Linked DNA regions of Homo sapiens: region 1 is linked to region 2. The links are chromatin contacts, found by Hi-C or POLR2A ChIA-PET in ENCODE. All regions are on one chromosome and are shown on one strand. Each heading gives the region's core, a stretch centred on a gene start or an enhancer-like site at or near the end of the contact. The rest is flanking DNA. Distances are from core to core; before and after follow the strand shown. Region 1 holds the start of MATR3 (matrin 3). Region 2 has its middle 27 kb from the start of SNHG4.

Evidence for each region. A loop is a pair of places that touch in the nucleus more often than their neighbours do. ChIA-PET counts read pairs that join two places held with the same protein, here RNA polymerase II (POLR2A). Pooled maps may share reads with other maps.
Region 1: a pooled map shows a loop between it and region 2 (2.5-fold over the local background). The contact joins the promoter of MATR3 here to the enhancer-like site in region 2. A Hi-C loop is called at or near these places in 7 of 50 pooled maps. POLR2A ChIA-PET finds 5 or more read pairs at or near these places in 15 of 52 experiments (CD4-positive, alpha-beta T cell, CD4-positive, alpha-beta memory T cell, CD8-positive, alpha-beta memory T cell and 11 more).

The regions. Positions count from the first base shown.
Region 1 is chr5:139,290,825-139,295,323 of GRCh38, reverse strand. MATR3 (matrin 3) reads right to left here and starts at 1,584. Exons shown (of 15, transcript NM_018834.6): 1 at 1,519-1,584. LOC124901081 (a long non-coding RNA gene) reads left to right here and starts at 1,767. Exons shown (of 4, transcript XR_007058956.1): 1 at 1,767-2,050. RefSeq lists enhancers at 106-808, 809-1,512.
Region 2 is chr5:139,245,102-139,249,940 of GRCh38, reverse strand. No RefSeq gene overlaps it. Among named protein-coding and RNA genes, the nearest start is that of SNHG4, 27 kb to the left of the region's middle. Within about 2 kb of position 3,446, at least 3 of the 41 ENCODE cell types and tissues checked have a DNase peak (open chromatin) inside an H3K27ac peak, as active enhancers do.

The DNA.
Region 1 (4,499 bases), core at 335-2,834, 47 kb before region 2:
GAGTTTGCAAAAACATTCTATTTAAGTGGAAAAGGCATCATCCAGAGCGTTTTTGCAACGAAAATGTCAAGCCTTTCTTGATTTTTAAAACAATACTGTGAAAAACGTCGATAGACTGCGTAGATGACTGAGCCATTAGTAAAGAAATGTTTTTAAAGGGAAATTTTAAACATTTATTAAAATAGCCTGAAACATCATTTTTGTCCGCATAGTCAACTGTTTAGATTTCCCTGGGAGAAAAATGTATTTTACCGACTATTCAGAAATCTTAAGCCAAGGTTTAAAACACAGAACGCAGTACCAATACAAAATCTCGTGACCCCTACCTACGAAATCAACGATTCTTCACATTATTCCAGCGCGCCCGAAAGACTAGCCATTTCAGAACCACCATAACCGTTCTAGAAATATCTGGCTAAAAAACTGTAACTGATCCAATAGGAATATTCCACAGAACAGGGCCACAGAGCAGGATAAACACCTAGGGGATATTCATCCACGGTAAATGCCGAACACAGAACATGGCACAGAGCTCGAAATGCAAAGAACGATGCGGCGACTACACCACGGTACTCCAAAACCCTTTGTCTGGAAACCGGAAGGTCCCACACCACACGATCCTCTCTGGAGGAACCTGGACTAATACTATTTTGATAAAGAGAAAAAGGATGTGAGGTGACTTGACTAAACAAGTGCAAATCACCCGCCTCGCACTGTACTGCAGGCGGCTTGTTCCACGACGCAGTACGAAAAACAAGCGTTAACGTTTCATTTTTCGGCCATTTTTACGCGATGGGGGGCGGGGAGGAATTGTTTCTGATGTCCAGCTAACGCCGCGCGCGCGCGCGCGTGTGGGCCGGGAGTCTTAGGGGGCGCTCTGAGGCGATGGGCAAGGAGCGGCGTGAAGGCCGAGACACCGGGAAAAGAAAGAAACGCTGCTCAAACAAGCAGGCTCTTCAGAGTCTGCGAAATCCTCCATTTTGGGGGAACATTTTCAGAGAAAAAAAGGCGAACGGGTTATTTGGCACTGGCGCTACCCAAGGACTTAGATATCTTAACCATCCTCCTCAAACGGCAAGCCCCCAGTGTACAGTCTGTCCCTCAGGCCTCGAGCGAGCTCCTCCCTCCCCCTCAGCGCCGCGGCCCGCGTGTAACGGGCTAGTCGTCCCGCCCCCGCCCACAACGAGCCCAGGACGCGCAGGAAGCTCGGCCGGTCAGCGCACCTCTTCACCCAAAATCTCCCGCCGCACCCTGGGCCCTTGGCCGGCCGCGTGTTTCCCTCCCGGACCGCTCACCTCCGCCGCCCTAGAAGGCTGGTTGCGCCGCCACTGCGCTCCTAACATGGCGGCCGCCGATCAGGCGGCTCACATACGCAACGCGGAGGGAGGCAGAGCGGGAGCGAGCAAGAAAGGCGCGCCGCCGGCTCCCCGCAGCCCCTGTCGCCGTCGTTGTCCCCTCCCGGCGGACACGGAGAACCCCCAGCCACCCGACCCCGACTCTTACCCGCTTCACGCCTACCTTAGGGAAAGGGAGAGGGAAAAGGAGAGGTACCTCTCTCCCAGCGAGCGGGACGCGGAGACTCCCACAATCCCCCGCAGCAACGGCGCTGGCGAGAAGCGGCGGCAGCGGCTGCAGCCCAAGAACAAACCCACTCTCGCGAGAGAGCTCGCCCCCACCCCCTCGATCTGGTTCGGCGCGCGCCAGGCCCCTCCCCCTACTCAGCGCGCGCACCTCGCTCGTGCACTCGCCTGCGGTCGTTGTTCTTTAATCCCGGAGATCCCTCTCCGTCATCCAGCTGAGGCGGGAAATGGAGGAACAGACGTGGCTTACGAGTTCGAGTCCCATTCCCGAAAAGGCTGTTTGTCAACCTCCTGAATAGCATAATACAAAGTTTAAATAGGGTATGCCTTAGAAGGGATTCGCGAGAGTCCCTGGCTTAGACTCGACTTTTATGCTCTCTGGTTGTTCTGTTTGCCAAGGAATGGTGGAAAGCGCCAGATATTGGGGCCACAAAGGGAAAACGATACCATTTTGGCTGGTTTTTATTTAGGTATGTTTATTTATTTATCATAAATAAACTGTGTTGCTCAGGTTGGAGTGCGCTGGCGTTATCATGGCTCATTGCAGCCTCGAACTCCTATCCTCAAGGGATCCTCCCACCTCAGCCTCCCCAGTAGCTGGGACTACAGGCTCGCACCACCATGGCCAGCTAACTTTTTTATTTTTATTTTTTCCGTAGAGATGGTGTCTCGTTATTTTGCCTAGGCTGGTCTGGAACTCCTTGGCTCAAGCAGTGCTCCCGCCTCCGCCTCTCAGCATTGGATTAAGGGCGTGAGCCTACACGCCCAGCCAGCTGTTTTTTTTGTTTTGTTTTTTGTTTTGAGACGGAGTCTCACTCTGTCACCCAGGCTGGAGTGCAGTGGCGCGATCTCGGCTCACTGCAAACTCCGCCTCCCGGGTTCACGCCATTCTCCTGCCTCAGCCTCCGGAGTAGCTGGGACTACAGGCGCCCGCCACGACGCCTGGCTAATTTCTTTTTGCATTTTTAATAGAGGCGGGGGTTTCACCGTGTTAGCCAGGATGCTCTCGATCTCCTGACCTTGTGATCCGCCCGCCTCGGCCTCCCAAAGTGGCCAGCTGGTTTTTAAAATCAGGAATTCTGTGCAGGAGGGTCGTTGAGGCGGAGGACCGCGAGCCTTTTCCTTCCTAAAGACCACCGCCGCCTTTTGGTGAATTTGACTGAATGCAATACACTCTTGGGACTGAGGTACTGGTTAGGTACCCGGGTTGGAGGGATTTGAGCTCCGGCCTTCAGAGGCTTAAGTAAATTGTTTGGAGACCTAATCTGGCTGCAACTCTCTCCCCAACCATCCTTGCAGAACTCCGCATCTGGAGAGTTGGGAATTTTCCAGCACAGTTAATGATTATAATATGGAGTGCTTTCTATAAGGTGGGCAATGCAATAAGCAGTTTACACATAACCCTACAATAACCTTGAGAGGCGGCTACTGTGGGATACCATTTGGTAGATCACAAAACTGAGACATTAAAAGGTTATGTGATTTGAGGCACGGTAGATCTCGCCTGTAATCCCACCACTTTTGGAGGCCTTGGCGGGTGGATCACTTGAGTTCAAGAGTTCCAGACCAGCCTGGGCATCGTGGCGAAACACCGTCTCTACTAAAATAATAATAATAACACAAAGTTAGCTGGGCGTGGTGGTGTACGCCTGTGGTCCCAGCTACTCACCTGGTACGGAGGACGGGGCTGAGGATCGTTTGAGCCGGAGGCGGAGGTTGCCGTGAGCCTAGTGCACCACTGCACACTCCAGCCTGGGCTACAGAGTCAGACATTGTCTCAAAAAAAAAAAAAAAAAAAAAAAAAAGGTTATGTAATTCAATAAAGTGAAAAAGCTGGTCAGTGGAGTCTTGATGCCTCAACGAAGCACTACCTGAAATGGCATAGCCATAAAAATGAAGTTACTTGGCCAGGCGCGGTGACTCATGCCTGTAATCCCAGCACTTTGGAAACCCGAGGCAGGTGGATCACTTGAGGTCGGGAGTTCGAGACTAGCCTGACCAACATGGAGAAACCCCGTCTCTACTCGAAATACAAAAATTAACCGGGCATGGTGGTGCATACCAGTAATCCCAGCTACTCGAGAGGCTGAGGCAGGAGAATCGCTTGAACCCGGGAGGCGGAGGTTGCGGTGAAGCCAAGGTCGCGCCATTGCACGCCAGCCTGGGCAACAAAAGCAAAACTCCGTTTCAAAAAAAAATGAAGTTACCATCTCAAGACAGGGTAAATTGTTTTATCTACAAAATAAGTAGTAAGCCACTGATTCACAATATTACTTTATCTCAATCTAATTTAGTCAGTGATACAAGAAATATTTCTTGAGTACCTACTGTGTCAATATATTAGGCCTCAGCCAAAGAGCAGGAAAGGAGACAAAGGCACTGCCCTCATGGAGCTTACACTTTATGCAGACATTAAACCAATAAATATGTATTTGAGACGAGTGAATAATCTGAGGGAATGAGGAGCTTTCCTGAGAAACTGAGGTTTGAGCTAATATCTGACGAGTAGGCAATTAACTAGGTGAAGGGAATAAAGCATCCCCAGGCAGAGGGATCAGAATGTGTGAAAACTCTGAGGTAGACTTTGGGAAACTGCAGAATTTTTGGTGTGTTGTTTATTTTTGGAGACAGGGTCTTGCTCTGTTGCTCAGGCTGGAGTGCAGTGGTGTGACCATGGCTCACTGCAACCTCTGCGTCCCGGGTTTAAGCAATCCTTCCGCCTCAGCCTCCTGTGCATAGACATTAAAAAGGGCTGGAGATGTAGGAAAGGGCCATTTCCCTGGGGTTACAAATTCAAATGCAGAATCTAAGATAAACTGGGTAATACAAGTCCTATTTAATACTATCCAACGCAAGTTCAGTTGGGGACACATGAATTTTAAGGTAAGGAGTGGTATATATGGGTCTTGAGCCCAGGGA
Region 2 (4,839 bases), core at 2,197-4,696:
GGACTATTGTGTATATTGTTTTCTGTTGAAAAGACAACCCCACAGCACAATTTCTGGCATATAATCAGTAAATATTTGTTGGATAAGTAAGCAAATTCCACCCCCTCGCCTTTTTTTATTTTTATTTTTTGAAATGCAGTCTTGCTCTGTCGCCCAGGCTGCAGTACAGTAGCACAACCTTGGCTCACTGCAACCTCTGCCTCCTGGGTTCAAGCAATTATCCTACCTCAGCCTCCAAAGTAGCTGGGATTACAGGCATGCACCAACATGCCTCGCTAATTTTTGTTTGTTTGTTTGTTTGTTTTTTAGTAGAGATGGCATTTCACCATGTTGGCCAGGCTGGTCTCAAACTCCTGACCTCAAGTGATCCACCCACCTCCGCCTCCCAAAGTGCTGGGATTACAGGCATGAGCCACCACACCCGACCACAAATTCTCAGTTCACCAATAGAGAAACCAAGGCCCACTGGGCACAGTGGCTCACACATGTAATCCCAACAGTTTGAGAGGCCAAAGTGGGCAGCTCTCTTGAGCTGAGGAGTTCAAGACCAGCCTGAGCAACATGGTGGAACCCCCATCTCTACAAAAAATACAAAAAATTAGCCGGGCATGGTGGCACACACCTGTATTTCCAGCTACTCAGGAGGCTAAGGTAGGAGGATGGTTTGAGCCTGAGAGGCAGAAGGTTGCAGTGAGCCAGGATTGTGCCACTGCACTCCAGCCTGGACAACAGAGCTAGACCCTGTCTCAAAAAAAAAAAAAAAAAAGAAAAGAAAAAAAGCGAGAAACCAAGAACCAAGGCTGAGAGTTTTGAGGATTAAAACCATCCAGCTAAGTTAGTGGCAGAACCTAAACCTCTGGATGAGAAGGATCCAGACCCAGGGATTGGTAGAGCTCAGTCCTGATGGCTCTAGAGCCCATGTGCTCTCTGGATAAAGGTTGATGGAGAATGGTGGGATGTGGCTGGAAGAGATCCAGAGAGGCTTTTGATCCCACCTCAAAAGTGGGCTTAAAAGGACCCCTGTGCCCTGTGACTCTCCTTATTCTCCCAATCTCTCTTGACCAACTACAAAGACAAGAAGAGCTTGGCACCCGCCAAAAAGACATCTGAATCTTGCTCATTCTTGCAGCCAAGGGCTATTCCCCAGCAGCAAGCCACATTTCCTGCAGAATCATCCATTTCTTTCACCCTTGGCTACTGAGTTTTCCTTTCTTCTTTCTTTTTCTTTTTCTTTTTTTTTTTCCTTTGAGACGGAGTCTTGCTCTTGTTGCCCAGGCTAGAGTACAATGGCGCGATCTCGGCTCACCGCAACCTCCACCTCCCAGGTTCAAGTGATTCTCCTGCCTCAGCCTCCCAAGTAGCTGGGATTACAGGCATGCACCACCACACCCGGCTAATTTTGTATTTTTAGTAGAGATGGGTTTTCACCATGTTGATCAGGCTGGTCTCGAACTCCCAACCTCAGGTGATCTGCTTGCCTCAGCCTCCCAAAGTGCTGGGATTACAGGCGTGAGCCACCGCATCTGGCCCAGCTTTCCTTTTTCCTGTCCTTTCCTTCTGCCCCCCTTGCCTAAAGCTTTCCCTTTCGGAGCCCTGTCTCTTCCCCTCTCATTCATTCCTCTTGTTCCAGATCTCTGATCTTTATATACCTCCCCTTCTCCTTTCCCTCCTTCCCTCCCTCCATAAAGCAATAGCCTTGCTCTTTCCTCCCTAGATTGAAGGGCAGTAGTGTAGTAAAACAAATCGCTATCAACAAAAGTACATTTCCACAGTATTCATCCCCATGCCTCTGAGAAGATTTATCAGGGTCTCTCACCCTGCACTGTTATGTAAATATAATCTAACAGAAATATGATATCTAAGGAGTCTGAGGATAAAGTCTCCATAAAAACTATCAATTACTCACTGTGGCTTGGGTTTGGTTAACTCACTCACTGCCTTGCCTGGCTCCTGCCTTTCCCCATCTTGGGGGACAACTTGACAGGTGGTGACAGCTTATAAAAGATGCTTTCTGCTTCCTTGGGCCCTAGGAGGTCATCTGGAGGATCAAATGTTTGCAAAGTGCTTGAGAAATTATAAAGTGCTACATAATTCAAGGGTATCATTATTTCTATTGTCATGTGGGCTGTCTCTATGCCTCTTTGATTTGACAGATGTCTGCTCTGCCTGCAAGCCTCAGCTAACCCCATGCTTGGGTATCTATAGCCTCCTTTTGCCTGCCTGCACCTATAAGCATTACTATCTGATTTCCCTCTTTCTAGGTAGTCCCTGGGAACCCTGGAATCACATTGATGTCTGTTTGTCCTAATAGTTGAATAGGAAGATAAGCTGTTGATGGGGCTGAGAATCCTCTGAGTAGCCCTCCACATTTCCACCCCGGAGAGTGGGGCAGGTATAGAAAGGGACGGAGAACTAGAAGGGAGGCTAGAGTTGAAGCCAGACCCCAGAGCAGCTGTGCCAAGGGCCTCAAGATTGCATGTGCTGCCCTAGATTACTCAGGGGGCTGTGCTCAAAGAGGCCTACACTGCCCTCTGTTCCCAAGACAGGAAGAGGAGCCTGGCAGTTAAAGGCCCAGGATGTGAGTCCTGGGTTTAAGCCCCAGTTCTGCTACTTTTCTCTTTTTTTTTTTTTTGAGACGGAGTCTCGCTCTGTCACCCAGGCTGGAGTGCAGTGGCGAGATCTCGGCTCACTGCAAGCTCCGCCTCCCGGGTTCACGCCATTCTCCTGCCTCAGCCTCCTGAGTAGCTAGGACTACAGGCGCCCGCCACTGCGCCCGGCTAATTTTTTTGTATTTTTAGTAGAGACGGGGTTTCACCGTGTTAGCCAGGATGGTCTCGATCTCCTGACCTTGTGATCCGCCCATCTCGGCCTCCCAAAGTGCTGGGATTACAGGCGTGAGCCACCGCGCCCGGCCGAGCTCTTCTACTTTTCACATTTCCTCTCACTTTTCTTATTTGCCAGATGCCGGTGATAATGGTATCTGTATTAGAGTTGTTGTAAGGAATAAATGAGACAGACTTGTGAAGACCTTAGCATGGAGCAAAACCATTTTGTTGTTTTAAGCGTCAATCAGAATGCTTTCTAGATCATGTGCCTTGCCGGTCAAAGATCTGGCCATGAGGGTACAGAACTTGCCTGGTCACCTTTCCTAGGAAAGGGCCCTTAGATGTGGGTTGTGTCCATTCCCCCTTGGGATCAGGCTGCTTTAACCCAGCAGCCCCTAGGGGCTGCAGTTTAGGTACTGTAGGAGGCAATAGAAAGGCAAGAAGAGATTGGGGGAGGTGGGTGTCTCTTATGTAGAAATGTCAAGAGTCAGAGCTGAAAGTGAGGGAGGTGGCGGGGGTGGGGGGAGGAAGGAAGAATATAGGATGTCTCTAAGCTGCCAGAATCCGGATGGGGCTGCAACTCTGGGGCCCTGGCACTTCCTGCCACCCCCAGTCTTGGGAATGAGTCACTAGAGGGAGGAGTGCTGGAGCCATCATGCTCGGCCCACAGAGCATCGGGTTCTGTTCCCCAAAAGAGGACTGGTGGGAGGCAGAGGGAGATCCAGAGCTTAGGGGCCAAGGGGAGCTAGTCCAGGGGAGAGGGCAGGAATTCCTAGGGCTCAGTTCACCTATTGCAAGGCCAGGGAGGCAGGCCTTATCTTCTACCTCCTGTGCCAGCTTCATTCCCCATCCTGGCCATGAAAAATCAACCTACAATTTCTCTTCTGATTTCTGCCTCTGCCTGTCCTGAGTAAACTCTATCCAGTTTTCTCCAGAGAGGGCTGTTTCATATCCTTCTGGTTACCCATAGTAGGGGAGGGGACAAGGGTCTACTCTGCCCTTTTCCACCTGGCTGACTCTTAAAGTCTCCTCCCCTTTCAAAGCCTTTCTCTCTGCTTCTGAACAACCTGCCCATGACTCTGTTTTGGCCCTTAGCTTATTTATGGGGATTTTTATTCCAGAAATGCCTTATACCTCAGCCTTCCAGCTTCTTAGTCAGGGTCTTCCTTATGTCCTTAGAACACAGCCAAATGTTAGGCATAAATGTATGGATATAGCATTGGCCCACAAATATTGTTTTTTCTTCCTCACTCCTTTAATTGTTGGCATTCCTTGGCTCTTCTTTATAGTTTTCATTTACTGAGCACCTACTATGTGCCAGATGACTTTACATATTCATGTATTTAATCCTCAAAATGACCTAATACATATTTTACAGATGAGAAAACTGAGCTCAGTGAGGTTAAGTAACTTGTCCAAGGTTACATAGTCAGCAGGTGGCAGAAATGAGATTTGACAGCAAAGCCCTCACTTTTTTGTTTTGTTTTAAAAAGCTATTGGCTGGGCGCAGTGGCTCACACCTGTAATCCCAGCACTTTGGGAGGCCGAGGTGGGCGGATCACGAGATCAAGAGATTGAGACCATCCTGGCCAACATGGTGAAACCCCATCTCACTAAAAATACAAAAAAAGACCAGGCATGGTGGCTCACGCCTGTAATCCCAGCACTTTGGGAAGCTGAGATGGGTGGATCACAAGGTCAGGAGTTCAAGAACAGCCTGGCCAAGATGCTGAAACCCCGTCTCTACCAAAAATACAAAAATTAGCCAGGCATGGTGGCACGCGCCTGTAATCTCGGCTACTCGGGAGGCTGAGGCAGGAGAATCACTTGAACCCAGGTGGCAGAGGTTGCAGTGAACTGAGATGGAGCCACTGCACTCCAGCCTGGGCGACAGAGTAAGACTCCGTCTCAAACAACAACAACAACAACAACAAAATACAAAAATTAGCTGGGCGTGGCGGCATGCGCCTGTAGTCCCAGCTATTCGGGAGGCTGAAGCAGGAGAATTGCTTGA